Regions from separate parts of the Mus musculus genome. Here region 2 is linked to region 1. Evidence: chromatin loops called from intact Hi-C (ENCODE). Cell type or tissue: gastrocnemius. All regions are shown on one strand.

Region 1 (5,000 bases):
GTGTTGTGACAGGTGTGTTTTTTGAAAAGCTGACTGCTCCAGTTCAGGGTCTGCAGCCTGCTTGCATCACGCACATGTGGAAGGCATATGTGGCTGAGCTGTCAGGCTGGGGTCACTGTGGGAGTCTTATTTCTGTTCCCGGGAAATAGAGGTGTAGCCAGGAGGAGGCAGTAAGGACTGTCATTACTGCCTGCCGGCCTCCTGGATTTTGTCTTCAGAGAACACAGCCATGGGAAGAGTGGCTGGGACGAGGCAGGATCCACGCGTGGCACTGCCGTCCTGGGGATGCTTAGGGTAGGAAGCTGGTGTGCTGCGGCCTGAAGTCACGGCAAACTTGGGTGTCCTCAACGTTCTCTGTCCAACCACAGGACCGTAGCCTGGCAGGCAAGCTGGAGCCTGTGTCACCTCCCAGTCCCCCGCACGCTGACCCTGAGCTAGAGCTGGCGCCATCTCGACTGTCCAAGGAGGAGCTGATCCAGAACATGGACCGCGTGGACCGTGAGATCACCATGGTAGAGCAGCAGATCTCCAAGCTGAAGAAGAAGCAGGTGAGTAGTGAGGGCGGGCAGAAGACCGGCCCCACGTCCTCAGGTGCCTGGAGCCACACAATTTCCTGGTGGTTGGTGTGTGTGTGTGTGTGTGTGTGTGTGTGTGTGTGTTTAATGTTTTGCTTCTGGAAGCCTCTGGGCCGGGCCCATCAGGCTCATATATCTGCACGGTCAACAGAGAGTCCTGAGCTTCAGGGGACCAAGGCTTCCCGGGAGAGGCACCATGAGCTGCCCAAGGCAGAGAAAGAGCCTTTGGTTGTTCTTGCATAAAAGCTGAATGGGGAGCCGGGAGCTGGGCACTGAGGGCTTCCAAGATGGTGGCCCAGAATCCCAGAGTGAGGCTGGGCCCTGGTGCGGTCAGATTGGCCGTGCCAGACCAGTGGAGCTCTCACATCTCCAGTCCTCCAGGCCTGGCTTGGGGGCTGGGCTGGAGCCACTGTTACATGCATGGATGTTGATCAAGTCTGGAGGCCAAGTGACTTGAGCTGCTGTTATTAGTTTTCTTTTTCTCCTTTTATTTTTTTCCTCTTAACCTAAATTTCTTTCTTGAATGTTATCTTAAAAAATAATTTATATATATATATATATATATATATATATATATATATATATATATACACACACACACACACACATACATATATATAAAAGTATAAAAATAAGATTATATAATAATATAAAAATAAATGAATGAGAGAGATGGTTCGGTGGTTAAGGACATGTATTGTTCTTACAGACTACCCAGGTTCAGTTCCCATCACCCACATCTGACAGCTTACAACTCCTTGTAACTCCACCTCCAGGGGACAGCCCTAACCTCATGTACATGCACATATGCAGATGTACACACATGTATGTGATGTAAATATGTTGTAATAATAAAAATATTTTTAAGAAAATAAAATATACTTGTTTGCCTGTGCGCATGTGGATACTCCCTTTGTAGGAGTTGGTTCTCTCCAGCTTTGTGCTTTGTCAGCCTGTGGTGGGTTAACGCCACCACCATTTTTTTTTTTTTTTAAAAAGACAGGGTTTCTCTTGTTTAGCCCTGGTTGTCCTAGAACTCACTCTTTAGACCAGGCTGGCTTTGAACTCAGAAATCTCTGCCTGCCTTTGCCTCCCAAGTGCTGGTACTAAAGGTGTGTGCCATCACTACCTGGCTCAGCACCCCCTTTTTTGGGAGGGGGAGTGGGGGAAGACAGGGTCTTTCAGGCCTTGGCTGGCCTGAACCTCACTAGCAGGCTGGCCTTGAACTCACAGAGATCCTCTTGCTTCTGACCTGTGAGTGCTGGGGTTAAAGGCATGTACCACCACCATGCCTGCCCGGCCCCTTTAAGTACATTTAGAAAGTTTGATATGTGTGTCTTGGGTGTGTACGTGTGTGTTCAGGTGCCTTAGAGGCCTGAAGAGGATTTCAGACATCCTGGAGGTGGAGTTACAGGTGGTTGTGAGTTGTCCAGCGTGGGCGCTGAGAACCGAACCCAGGGCCTTTGCAAGAGCAGTCCGTACACACTCATAACCACTGACCTGTGTCTCTCCACACGCTCCTCATTCCTACAAAACTAGAATTCCCAAGTGTAAATGAATCATTTTAAAGTCTGCAGTTCACTGGCAGTAGACCGAATCATACGGCTTCCACTTCCTCCGCCTGTCCCGACAGACGCAGAGCTATTTAGCGATGCCCCATCTCCTAGCCCAGAGTCACCCCTGTGACAGTCTGTGGAGCTGCTTTCTGGACACCTCACGTACATGGACTCACATCCATTTGCCTTTCGTGTCTCTGCCTTGTGTGCTCAGCATAAGGAACTTTTAGGGTTCACAGGGCATAGTCGAATCTCTTCATGGAGAAGTGGTATTCGACCATGTGGCTGTGGTATGCTTTCTTGTGTGCTTGAGTGACTGTCCCTGGTTCTCCCGCCCCTCACCCTCTCTGCTCATGAGGGCTGCTGCTCTTCCAGGTTCTCACCAGTGCTGTTTCCAGACTGTAGTGGCTTGGGGCTCATCGCTGACTGTGTAGCGTGCGGTTGAGGGTTGTGTGAAGCCGGGCTCCTTACAGCTCTGTGCTCACCAGGACTGTTGTGCAGTGTGGTTTTGGATCTTCCAGTCACCGTTATGGGAGTGTGGGTGACTGCCAGGTCACACTGAGGAAGATGCTGAGGGTCAGAGAGGCGCAGTGACTCTAGAACCCTGGGCGATGGAATGAAAGTCTGACTTCAGGCTGAGAGGTGTGCTGTCTGGTCAGGGCTGTAGCCAAGACATTGGTCTTCACCCTTTCACCTTCTCTACTCCTTAGACTTCCTGGTTTTTTGTCTTTATTTATTTATTTTTTGGGCTGATCTGTGAGAGCTGCCACCAGGGGTCACTGCAGGACCAAGGCAGCTTGGCTCTTCTGGCCTCAGTGCTGATTGTTCCTGCCTCATCATCTCCTTGTTTCCCGGGCCATAAAACTCTGTTCCTGTGTGACCGAACATGCTCGCTGAATGCACATAGTAAGCAGAGTGGACCGTGCGCTGATCGCACTCATGGCGCCCTCTGTAGGTCACATTAGGCATTGGCTTCCCGTGGAGTCTTGAATTCTTTGCTCTTGGCTCCTGACTTTGGAGTAGAGCGGACAGCAGCAGCAGGAAGGGATGCCAGATAGGAGATGGATGAGGGGTCCAGTGTGAAGACACAGGCATGTGCTGCTGTTGATGATGATGATGCTAGTGATGTTGGTGATGGTGAAAGTTGAGATGGTAAAATGGATGTGATGGATGGTGATGGTGATAGTGATGGGTACGAGGGTGGTGGTGGTACTGCTGCTGCTGCTGGTGTTTGTTAGGATGGTGATAGATGCAATGGTAATGGAGGTAGTGGTGGTAGTGGTCATTGGTGATGAGCGGGGGTGGGGGTGTTTTAATGATGATGCTAATATTAATGGTGGTAATGATGTTGATGGTCAGTGATGGTGGTGGTAGGATGGTGATGGTGGTGTTCATGATGGTGGTGTTCATGATAGTAATGAAGGTGATAGCGGCAGCGATGGGTGGTGGCGATGATGGTGGTGATGATCTGATGGTAGCGATTGGGTGCTGCTGCTGATTGCGGTAATGGTGATGGTGGTAATGGTTGTGGCTGTGGTAATGGTGGCAATGATGGTGTTGATCATGGTGATGGTGAAGATGATTGTGATTCTGATGCTGGTGGAAAGCTTTGTCTGTCACCAGTCTTTCTTCCTTTCTGCCTCTCCCAGCCCTCTCCATGTAGCTCCTGGTTTAGTCCTTAGAAGATTAGGGACTCTTTGTTTCCAGGGAAAGGAGTAGGAAGTTCAGAGACACTGAGTAACTTCTCAACAGGCTGTGTGGGTGTACGGGGCAGAAGTGTAGTGCTCCTGGTTGAGGCCTTCACTCTGTGCCTGTGGCCTCTCTTGGAGCCTGGAGGCTCAGCCACCAGGGATCCCTGCCAAGCAGGGCACCGAGTCTCTGGGTGACTCATAGGAAATGGCGATCAGCCTGACTTCCTGTGTGTGGCTACGGGCAAGTGGGGGGAACAGTGCCTCAGCTTCCGGCCTTCACCGCTCATGTTCTCCCCTTTCCCGCAGCAACAGTTGGAGGAGGAGGCCGCCAAGCCGCCCGAACCCGAGAAGCCTGTGTCGCCACCACCCATAGAATCAAAGCACCGAAGCCTGGTCCAGATCATCTACGATGAGAACCGGGTACGGCCCACAGGAGCAAGTCATTGAACCATGAGTTCCCTATCACCGTGGAGGCTGGCGAGCGGGTGGGGAGGGTGGACCATGGGCCATGCATAGCGTTGGCATTGGCCTCAGGCTGGAGGAGAGCGAGGGGGCCTGCCGGCCACTGAGATGCACTGTCACCTCATATCTGCCTAGCGGATCCAGTGACACGCTTGGTGATATCACTATTAATACTGGCAGGTGGCTGCCTGGCTGGTCCTAGGAAGGTGTGCATCGTAGGCGTTTCCATCTCACACCTGGAGAGACAGACCCAGAGATGGGGAGTGCTCAGAGTCACGCAGCCACGGTGCAGGAACTGTGGGATTTGAACTGGGCTCGTGAGCTGCAGGCAGGGCCTGATTTTTGGAGCTTTGGGCTTTTGAGCTTTTGACTGCCTGGATTCTCTGCGAGTGAGAAACCAAAGCCCAGAGAGGAATGTGGGCCAGACAAGTCTTGTGCCTCAGGTTCCATAGCTTAGGATGTAAGTAGGTGTTCTTTATTGCTTAGGGAAGATACTGGGGCTCAGAGAGGGCAGGAGACCTGCGTGAGATTGCACAGCAGGTTAGATTTGGGGCTGGGACTCAGAAGCAAGATTGAACTTGCTTGACGGTGGCGGAGATGGTCAGAGGAGTGTGGCTCTCTAGCCACATTGGACATTTGTTCCCAAGGCTGCCTTTATCTTGCTCTTTGTTCTGCTGTCCCTCTTTAAGGGAGGTCCCTCTGCTCTTTCTCTCTAC
Region 2 (5,000 bases), 94 kb after region 1:
TAGTAGGCATTGGGGTCCCTGCCTGTGGCTTAGCCTCTCCTGTTCTTTCTTGTGGGTGTAAATTTCCGCCAGTCACACCCACAGTGTGCCCTTCCCCCCCACAGTGAGGGTGTCCTGGGGACTCTTGCTTCTTGCTCTGCACTGTTTTGATCCTGCCTGTTGTGTCAGCGGTAAGTATTCTTGAACCTGACCGAAATGGCCACACCTACCTCTTTGGGTTTGATCTAAGAAACTCCAACAGAGCCCTGCTGCCACCTTGGTGCCTGTTGTAATCAGGGTTCTCTAGAGCAGTGGCTCTCAACCTTTCTGTTCCTGTGACCCTTGAATACAGTTCCTCGCGTTGTGGTGACCCCCTGACCATAGATTTCATTGCTACTTCATAACTGGTTTTGCTACTGTTGTGAATCATAGCATAAATATCTGATATGCAGGATAGTTGATATATGTCACCCCTATGAAAGGGCTGCCTCTAAGGGGTTGCAACCCACAGGTTGAGAACCATTGCTCAGGAATTTGTGTGTTACACATACATACGTGTGTATATGTGTATATATACGTATGTGTATATATGTGTATTTGTATATATACAAACATATACATACGTGTATGTATGTGTATATACATATGTGTATAGCAGAATTTATTAAGAATAAGCTTTTTAAAATATTTGTTTTATTTATATTTCACATGTGTTATAATGTTTGGTCTTTGTGTATATCTGCACCACAGTGCTTGCCTGGTATCTGCAGAGCTCAGACTAGAGACAGGTGCTCGTGAGCCACCAATGTGGGTGCCAGGAACTGAACCCTGGGTCTTCTGGAAGGGCACCCCCGAACACATCTCTCCAGCTCCTTGAGTGAGCTTTAAAATAGTAACACAGCCAAGCCCCACCCACGATGCTGAGAACAGTTTGTGTGGTCCTTGGACCTGAGTGCCTCAGAGTTGTCCCAGAACAGCTTGCCTCTCACTGCAAGGCGATGACCCTTAAGTCACTGAGTAAGAGTGCCAATCTGGCACCTGGAAGCTCAGAAGGTTTCTAGAGAGCCGCTGGTCCCCAGGCCGCCAGGAAAGCTTAGCCTGGCTGTACCGTCAGCCATGGGGTTAGCAGTGCTATCAATGAGGCAGAGCCGCTCTGAGTGAAGGGCGAGGTGATCGCCTTCCTGGCAGTTCCTTTTGTACCTGGCTGCTGCCTGAAGGTGCTGCCCACAATCCAGGTGTGCCTTCCCACATCAAAACCGTTGGGACAGCTCTTCAGGTGAGGCTCCCTTACCTCATTTGTGACAGGGTGACATTTAAACCAACTCTCGAAGCAGGGCTGAGAGGGCTTCCAGTCTTTGCACTGAGTCAGTTGATCTGCTCCATCCTGGGGCCTGGGGCCCCTCTACATCCATCCATACCCATCTGTACATGTTGTGACACCCCAGCCTGCTGTCCCCAGTCTGCCACCTGGCTCCAGAGCTGGTTTGACAGTTGGTCCACAAAGGCCTGGGCTGAACTCACTTGGCCTTACCCCGCTGCCAGGTGGCTGGTTTAGTGCCCTCAGAGGCCAGCCATTCAAAGAGAGGGGTGTGGGAAGCAACCAGGCAGGCCCGTACCAGAGTCTTCATCTGGCAGTCATACTCTTTCTGCCAAGGTTCCTGCCTTGCACTCATCCTTAGCTCCTAGCCTGGGCAGCCAGGGAGGGATGCCATGGCAGAGGGTCCCAAGTCTCTGGAATGAAACCCACCTTGGCTCTGCTGGGAGGTGGCTGCTGGGTCTGATAAAGGAAAGGAGATCTGAAGCAGCCATAGGCAGGAGTCTGATCATGAAGGCTCTGGTGGAGGTATGTATCTCCCAAGAACAACCTCCCCAGCCGCCTGAAATATCTGAGCTAGAGTGTGGAGAGACATTTGCATCCTCCAGGGAGTCCCAAGCTGCCCCGAGTCTGTCCTGTGAACTGTCAGGAGCAGACATGAGCTGAAACCTGGAGACCACCAGGCAGGTCTGTACCAGGCTGGCTTGGAGGGGCTCGACCTTCATCCAGACTGCAATACAAAAGCTAGCAGCCAGGGGGTGCTGTGGGCCTCATCTTGGACACAGCCAGCTCCACCTGGACGGTCAGGTTGCTTTGCTACACCGGTTCACGGTGTGGTGACCCTCGGCTGCCACCAGACAGGAGCTGGTTTGAGCTACCCCATTGTCTCCTCCAGCCGCATCTCTACCTCTCAGATATGAAACCCATGTCTCCCTTGATACTTCCTGAGGCCTAGACCATGACAGAGATGTGGAGACAGAGCTTGTACCTTTGGAGGGTTTCTTCTGTCCCCTAGCTGTAACCAGCCTGTCCTCGCTCCACCTTTAAAATGGAGGCACATGTGACTTCTCTCACCCTTGCCTCCCAGGAAGACACCTGGCTACACTGCAACGTCCAGCCGTGGTCCACCCTTCTCTAAGAACACCCAAGCTCGTTCCTCTTGGTCTCTTAATACAGAGAGAGCTAGTCCTGCATCAAGCCACATACCCCTCCCCCCTAGGAGACCCCTCCCCCCTAGGAGAGCTCTGCCCACCGATCAGATACACACTGATCCCCTACCTAGGCTTGATTCGGAAACAACACAGACCATGTCAGTCAAGGAGGACTTCCTAGAAGTGGCAGCCTTCAAAAGACAGGTTGTGGGGACACAGCTTGTGCTAGACTCTTGAAAGCCAGGGTGGGGACAAGGGATCTGTGAGAAAAGGCATGGCTGGCTTTCTAATATTGAAGCAGGTTGGGCTTGCAAAGAGAAAGAGGAGGGTGGAGAGAGAGTGTAGACCACTCTACAAGGTGGATCAGGGAGGCTCAAGGGCAAGGGTTGTGGTAAGAGGCCCTTCAGCGGCCAGTGGAGCTCTGGGGTCTCTCCACCAGCCTTGCCAGTCTATGGTAGTGGTGGCCACCTCAGCTCTCTCCTGGCTGTGGACAAGCTACATTACAAGGTGTACAGGTTGCTAGGAGCTTGAGGGAAGAAAGCCATGCATGGCACATGTGGAAGGACACACGTCCCTCATCCTTGGCAGCTAGTCCAGGGATCTGAGACATGGCCAACAAAAGAACCTCAGGAAGTGGGGACAGAGTCTCCAGGGAGCTGTGGGGACCCAGCTGTGGCTGCCACCAGGATCTCGAGTCCCTAGCCCACACTCTTCCTGGGCACTCCCCACCCCCCACCACTCCTTTTGGGGATGTTGTGACTGACGATAGGGTGAGTGAACCAGGGCCAGGCTCCAGACCAAGGTTCTCTGCTACCCAGGGAGACGGTGAGGTGTCCAGAGGGCCAGGGCACAAGCCTGGCTGATGAGAAAGGGCATTCATCACGTTTACTGCGGGCACGAGTACTACAGATTCTTTCACACATTTTGCAGCATAAAGCAGCACAAGCCAAGCATGGTGGCACGCGCCTTTAATCCCAGCACACAGGAGGCAGAGGTAGATGGAGCTCTGTGAATTCAAGGCCAGCTTGGTCTACAGAGTGAATTTCAAGACAGCTAAGGCTGATGTCGTAAATCCTGTCTCAAAAATAACAAAAAAAGGGTACCTAGGCACCTTGTGATTACTGTAAGCCTTACTACCCTGTGGGCAGGAACCACTCTGGGGATATTACAGGGTCTTCTGTGCCTGGTACTGGAGGGCTAGGCAAAAGCTCATTTGACACAAAGCACCCTAGGGCAGGGCAGCAGGGAACATGGCCTTAGGGTGGCCAGCCCCCAAGGAGTGGGACTGGATCCGCTCCCACCTGGCACCTCATTCTCCCGATCTCTAGGTCCCCTGGATAACCACAGGGCAGGTGAACTGCTGAGGGGTATACTTGGGGTATACCTGGGGTATAGTTAGGGTATTGTGCTTTACACGCCCCTGCCTTTGTTCCCTCATTGGGGGGCTTTCCCAAGCTCTGCACATTGTAGTTGGCAGCCTGGTGACCCTATATTCTCAAACAGGTAAGAGCCCTCTGAGTGGGAAGCCAGTTGGGCTTATGACTATAGATTGGTGATCGGGCCCTTGCCTGGCACATGTGAGGCTTTTGGGGCAAGAGGCAGGAGGCTGGCATACATGGAGATCTCTAGTTCTTCCTTGTCTCCCAGGAGCAGGGAAGCCGGGCTCCCTTAGATACTAATGCCAGGTGGGAAAAAAGTGGGTCCAGGCATATCCAGCTCCCCCCCCCCCCAGGGGCATCTCAGAAACAGAGAGCATCCTGGCTGTGTGGGTATATTTTATTAAGATAATTCACTAATTTCTTAGGCTGTTCTTTTAACCAGGGAGCACCTCAGATAAGCTAATAGATGAACAGAAATCTATCAGTCATTTAGGTTCTGTTTGCCCCACAAAGAATGTCCCTTCCCTCTGGGCCACCACAGCGGCAGTAGGTAGGTTTCTAGCTACTGGACAATTGAGACAAAGGGACATCTCCACCTCTAAAGTAGACTCGGGGACTCATTTTAGCCTGGGCACCATGGGACAGCACCAGGTTGTGGGAAACTGGTGTAACTGTAGGATCCATCCTAAGCAAGAACGGGAGGCCAAGAAAAACAGACTCCGCTTCTCTTGGGGTTCTGAGCCCTGCCATAGGCTCAAGTCCAGAGTCAGCCATAGGCAGTTATTGGCCGTGTCCCCTCATTTGCTTTGACGCCTCCCAGGGCACCTGCCAGAGAGCTTTGAGGCTCAAGAGTTCTAAGCTAGTCTGGAATGCGTCTTGTGGGGCACATGTGGGCCGCCCTGGAGGGCTGCGCCCTGCACAGCAGACAATGTGTTCTGGGTACCCCCAGCCTTTGCCATCTCAGGTCAAGGTAAAGTTAGCTCAACCCCTCCGCACGCACCTGCGGTTCTCAGCTGGAATGAGCGTTTTTTTTTTTTTTTTAATGGCCTATTTTGGAAACAAGCCTCTCCAAGAATGAGGTTTCGAGCCAGGCCATGGCTGAGTGCCCTGTGCTACATAGGGCCATCTTTGCCTCAAGGGCACACCAGGACATGTTTGGCCCTGCCCTTAAGGCCA

What was found. Hi-C counts contacts between places; a loop is a spot of excess contacts. Peaks named below come from ENCODE experiments on the same cell type or tissue, not always from the same donor. Only the 100,000 strongest peaks of a DNase experiment are listed, where the experiment ranks them.
Region 2: it touches region 1 in a loop (2.1-fold over the local background); 5 of 42 quality-filtered maps call a loop at or near these places.

Annotation. Positions count from the first base shown.
Region 1 is chr5:125,105,441-125,110,440 of GRCm38, reverse strand. It overlaps Ncor2 (nuclear receptor co-repressor 2), which reads left to right. Exons shown (of 47, transcript NM_011424.3): 5 at 369-548; 6 at 4,129-4,242. Among named protein-coding and RNA genes, the nearest start is that of Ncor2, 71 kb to the left of the region's middle. In gastrocnemius, no CTCF peak of the experiment used is centred here; a DNase peak (open chromatin) is centred at 3,004; H3K27ac peaks cover 1,439 bases.
Region 2 is chr5:125,011,751-125,016,750 of GRCm38, reverse strand. Rflna (refilin A) reads right to left here. Exons shown (of 3, transcript NM_028443.3): 3 at 4,204-5,000. Among named protein-coding and RNA genes, the nearest start is that of Rflna, 11 kb to the right of the region's middle. In gastrocnemius, a CTCF peak has its summit at 2,037; DNase peaks (open chromatin) are centred at 972, 1,503 and 2,048; H3K27ac peaks cover 804 bases.